2 separate regions of the Mus musculus genome follow, and region 1 is linked to region 2. Evidence: chromatin contacts called from ENCODE POLR2A ChIA-PET data. All regions are on one chromosome and are shown on one strand. The core of a region is the stretch at or near the end of the contact, and the rest is flanking DNA. Distances in the headings are between cores, read along the strand shown. Region 1 holds the start of Klf5 (Kruppel-like factor 5). Region 2 holds the start of Pibf1 (progesterone immunomodulatory binding factor 1).

The links. ChIA-PET counts read pairs that join two places held with the same protein, here RNA polymerase II (POLR2A).
Region 1: POLR2A ChIA-PET joins it to region 2 with 16 read pairs in embryonic stem cell. The contact joins the promoter of Klf5 here to the promoter of Pibf1 in region 2. POLR2A ChIA-PET finds 5 or more read pairs at or near these places in 3 of 5 experiments (Patski and embryonic stem cell).

Annotation. Positions count from the first base shown.
Region 1 is chr14:99,297,421-99,300,120 of GRCm38, forward strand. Klf5 (Kruppel-like factor 5) reads left to right here and starts at 1,271. Exons shown (of 4, transcript NM_009769.4): 1 at 1,271-1,802. The coding sequence starts at 1,575.
Region 2 is chr14:99,098,170-99,100,869 of GRCm38, forward strand. Pibf1 (progesterone immunomodulatory binding factor 1) reads left to right here and starts at 1,255. Exons shown (of 18, transcript NM_029320.3): 1 at 1,255-1,960. Dis3 (DIS3 homolog, exosome endoribonuclease and 3'-5' exoribonuclease) reads right to left here and starts at 1,601. Exons shown (of 21, transcript NM_028315.2): 1 at 1,277-1,601; 2 at 514-671. The coding sequence starts at 1,504.

The DNA of each region.
Region 1 (2,700 bases), core at 21-2,520, 200 kb after region 2:
AGATAGCAATATTACAGGCGTCTTTTTAAGTCGCAGTTTATTGTTTCAGCTTCTCAATAAGCCAGATAAAATCATAGACAAGAACATTGAGGATTAAGGAAAGGCGTTTCCTTTGGTGTGATTACTGGCAAAAATTAAGAACAAAACCAAACCAAACCACTCACCTTCCATTAAAACAACGCAGTAAAAAGGTAGTAATATAGTTGACTGTTGCTTTCCTACCAGTTTGGATACCCAGTTTTCAGGGCTGTTGAATGTCTGTGAATGTTTGTGCCTTCTTTGGTTCCCGTTTCGTAGGAAAAGGTGACACTGTATTAGGTAGATGGGACCCATACTTCTGAATATATTAAAACTCCATTCCCCGCCCCTCCGAACACTACAGTGCTAGCAAAAATAAGCCAAAGATGTAATGTCTATTTAAATACCCGGTTGAGCTGGCTGTTAGTTCTCAAATTAGATTCCATGCTCGGGCTAGAATCAACATGGTTTAAATATTAAAAACTTCATAATTCATATGGCCCACCCCACCTTTTCCCCACATTCGGCGAAGGAGAGTAGACATGTCTGTGAAAACTTGTAGCTCCTTAAATACTGTAGGGGAAAATGTGCCCAGGTTGGTATGCAAGGACTTGAAAAAAAATGCTTGACATTTACAGATTTTATTCAGGCCACAAGGAATCTGCGAAAAGATAGATAGATCTACGGCTGAAAACACAGAAAGGAGGGCTGTTTTACGTTTGTTTTCGCACCGCCCCTTGTTTTCCTCTAAAGTACATTTTGTATACTTAAAAAAAAAAATACACTCATTGGTTAAGACTGGAAACCTCAGCTCCCCCCACCTAGCTGCCTTCTGTCTTCGGTTTTCGAGTTTCAGGTCCTTGCACAACACCTAAGACGTGCAATACTTTTTTTTCGCCCTAATCCTGGCAGAGAACAGTTCGGAGAGATCTCCCTCCGCGTCTCCACCCTGATTTCCCCCTCTTCCTAGATTCCACCCGCTCCTCTCCTTCCCTCCGCCCGCCCCGTGCTCCGCCGGCCCAATCTGTCAGAGAAGTTGTGTACAAACTGCGCCGCAGCCCTGCGCGCGAAGCTCCTGGCCCGCGAGGGGTGCGGTCGGCCCGTCGGAGGCGGGACCTCGTGGGCCTTCTTTCCTACTGGCTACCCTCTGGCCCTGGGGCCTTGCCATTGGCCACAACGCTGCCAGTCCGGTGAGCTGGCCCTGCCTCCCCGGAGTTGGGTGAAATAGAGGCGGGCGTCAAGTGTCAGTAGTCGCGGGGCAGGTACGCGCTCTCTTAGGTTGCTGGTGGAGCTTGGGGGTGGCGGGAGCGGGTTCCGGCGAGAGGGTGAGCGAGCGCTGGGGCGGGGCGGGAGAAAGTGGCTGCCCGAGGACCTCGGCGGTGACGCGTGGCCGAGCCCAGGAGCCCCGATCTCCGTGCCCGCCTTCGTGAGCGTCTGGCTGCCGGCCCAGGGGTCCCCCGCCGCGGCCCCCCGCCGAGTCCGCCGTCCCGTGCCAGCCCGAGCGAGGTGGGATCGCGATCGCTCCGTGTCCCGCTCCCGTAATCCCCAGACCGTCCATGCCCACGCGGGTGCTGACCATGAGCGCCCGCCTGGGACCACTGCCCCAGCCGCCGGCCGCGCAGGACGAGCCCGTGTTCGCGCAGCTCAAGCCGGTGCTGGGCGCTGCGAACCCGGCCCGCGACGCGGCGCTCTTCTCCGGAGACGATCTGAAACACGCGCACCACCACCCGCCTGCGCCGCCGCCAGCCGCTGGCCCGCGACTGCCCTCGGAGGAGCTGGTCCAGGTAAGCAGAGCGGCCGGCCTCCCTTCCCCGGCTCGGGCGTGTCCCGCCGCTACGAGGCGCGGGCGACAGGGGCCGCTCCAGACTGGGACGCGCGGGAACGGGTGCCCGGGTGGACAGCCCCGCCCTGCGCTCCCAGACGGGGCGCCGGGGAGTGGATGGGGGAGCAGGGCGGGGGCCCACCCGGATCTGTCCAGAGGAGCTAAAGAGAGCCGCGCGCTCGCGTGCACCTTCTCTTTGCTTGCGTGGGGATGAAAGCTTGTGCCCACGCTCAACTTGGCTTAAAATGCTTCTTGACCGCTCTCTCCCGATGGCCCTGGCCTTGGAAGTCCACCTGCCTGCGTCCTCTGGGGTGAAATAGAAATGCAAATTGGAGTACTGGGGTTTCATATACCCCCGTGGAGGCTCACCCTAGAATGTATTGTAGGGCCCCGTTTGGAAAACTAGAATCTTAAGGTTGTATTGGAACACCGCTTTTCCCTTAAAAAGAAACACGGACAAAAAAGGCCAGGGGTGTTGTTTTTCTTAGTGTGCGCGTAAATTTCCTCTCGGAGTCGCGTTGAAAGCTGGCAGTTGGCTTTTACACTTGCCCAGCAGCCGAATTAGAGCAAGCGCCTGTTTCTTTCGCCCACGCACGGGAGTCATATAGCCTAGAAAAAACTTCCCGGGACTTTTAGCTAGTCCCAAGGAAAAAAAAAATTGGAAACAGACCCACATGCAAACAGCTGGAAGAGCTAAAATCAGAAACCACTAACCGCCACGGGAGCGCAGTGCACGAAAGGGTTTAAGATCGGTTTATTTCAAGACGCTTAGTTTAATAGCCTCTTGCTGTATTGTGTATTTGCACTGAGCGCCTATTTCTTGGGGTCTGCCAGTGTCGTGGTGCTTTGAGAAGACAGTG
Region 2 (2,700 bases), core at 5-2,504:
ATAAGAAAATTTCATACAACAAAATACTCAGTTCAAAATGTTAATAATGTCAAAGCTGAGAAAGTGACTTTAAGCATCATAGATACATATTATCTACTGTTTAATATAACAGGCAGCTCATTATGTTTAGAAATTTAATTTCAATAAATCAGATGTAAGATAAAGCTTATTAATCACAAACTCCCACATTTTTCTCCTATATATTTGTCACTCACATAATATGGGATTACAGGAGTGTAGATGGTTCTTATCGCCAAAGAATCAACCATTCAACTCAATAGACAACTTAAAGGGAGCATTTCAGAAGTAAAAGGACGACTTTAGCGGCTAGATCCTGGTTTAGGGTGTGACCTCACTAACACTGCGACCTTAGATGAGCCTATGTAGGTAGCACTGTCTTCCACACAACCAGGTAACCACCAAGCAGCACAGGAAGCTACAGCCTGTGTTTGATAAATTCCTTTCCAAGAAGTCTGTTAAATTTAGGTAGCCCTGTGGTTTTGTGATACTTACTTATGGTGCTCATTAGTGAAGGTATAGAAATGCTTTTCCTGGTTATTGGTCACATCCCTGATTCGCTTGTAGATGGGGGCGCTCCGGTTTCTCACTTCTTGCATCACTGTTTGTAGCACAATGACATTTCTGATGGCCGGGTGTTCGAGGACATCAATCTTAAAAAACCAAAGCCAAATGTTAACTCCCCCGTTTTCAGTTCTACCTTGAACTCTCTGCCCAGCCTGAATTCTTGTGACAGTTTAAAACACTGACTCTCCGTTAGGCCAAAGTGGTACTTGGCTGCAGAAAAAACTTGACAAAGTCACTAAGGGGGGACCCTGTAGGCCTGAGACGATGACAAGCACCCATAATCGGACCACAGAGTTTGCAATACCAGAGCTATTAATAAGTAAATTATGCTGGCCCACACAATTTTTTGTTCGTAGGCACTTACAAGCTGCCTGGGGGTCGCAATCTGGAGGCCACAGAAGCCCAGGTCCCCGGCTTCCAGGCACTTATAATCTAAAGTAGAAGAGACACCAGGGGTTAGAAAATGTAACGTGTCTAAAAATAAGACTCCAAGAACCGAAAAAAAATATATATATATAAATAAATAAAGTGACATCAGGGAACGGTACCTCAGCCTGGATGGCAGGATGCGAGCGAGGGTAGCCACGGTACTTGCCTCTCTCCATCCAACATCCCAAGACCCGCCTCCCCGGTCCCCAGCGTCCCTGTCTGCCACGCCCCCTCGTCACCACGCGGCCCCGCGTCCACGCACCTGGTGCAGCAGCACATTGGTGTCCGGCAGAAGGTAGTGCGGCCACGGGCAGAGGCTGCTCGCCTGGTCCCGGGGCTGCAGCTCCAGGGCCGGGCCCGCGTGCGCCCCGCCGCAGGCCGAGCAAGCCGGCGCGCCGCAGCCGATGTCATCCCGCAGGTAGTGCTCGCGCACGATCTTCACCACGCCGCCCGCGCGGGTCTTCTTCAAGAACGTCTTGGACCTGAGCATCTCGCCTCGCGGCGTGGGATCCCGGCCGTCAGCTAAGAAACCGAGGCGCGGCCACGCGCATTCCCGCTTTTGCCCGCTGGCTGGTGAGGTCACTCTCGCGAGAAAACACGAAGGCGCGTTCGTTCCCCGACGGTCGCGGTGATTGGGCGAGTGTTGGTTGTTTCCTCCCGCCGGTGGGCGGGGCTTTCCTCTGGACTACAGCTCCCAGCCTGCACCGCTTCCGACTGGCTTCCGGGAAGGAGTGAGCTTGGGTACCTGCGCACCCCAGGTTCTTCCGACTTCTTCTGGGGCACGGCGTGTGGTTGTCTTGGTGACCGATCCTAACGGTCCGGTAGCCCCGAGATACCTGTTGAGGGGTGGCAGCCTGAGCTGCTGACTGAAGACGCCATTGGTTCTTCCAAGAGTCCGGGTGAAGCTGGTGTTATCCTTATATGCGGAGTTACTGACCATTGAGAGGTAGCTTCCAGGAATCCTTTTCCCTTTCTTTCTCACGCGGCGCAGAGATGCTAAAATGTAGGAAGTTTAGAATGTACGGATTTCTTAATCAAAGAGGGAGAAGCCGGTCCCTGGTCCTTGGTAACTCACGCAAGGATTTGTTTTCTTATTTTACTTTTTTTCCCCCCCAATCCTTTCCCTTTAAAAAGGAAAGAGGCGGATTGTACTGAAGCTCTTCCTGTTCCCCCCCACCACACAGACCTCCTTCTTTAGCGTTCCTCTTAGAGAAACTGAAATAGCTAGTTCTATAACTATTTTACTAAATCGTGTCGTATTTAAACAAGGGAGTTACAAAAAGCCTTGTGAAGGCTAAAATGTGCTATTCAGAATATTCGAGTTTGTACCCTTCTAACCTCTTTAGGTTTTTCAAGTTATTTAAAAATGCTTTTGTCGCACTCTGAGCCTGTTTTCAAATTTTTCGGTGATGCCTTAACTGTAAAACTAAACCTGGCATGTAAGTCTTGCTTTATAAACCCTCCACCGACATACCAACATTTTTCTCTCTGTGTCCAGATTTCAATACTACTTCTGTGAGGACCTTCAGTGACAAAAATCAACCTCTCCTTGAGTTTGAAACTTAGTATTATAGGGCTATCCTTTCTATTTTACATGACTTTATTTATCTGTTACCTTCAAGTAAGATTCTTGCCCCGAGACACACACACACACACAGGACAATGGGTGAGTTCATGATAGGATTT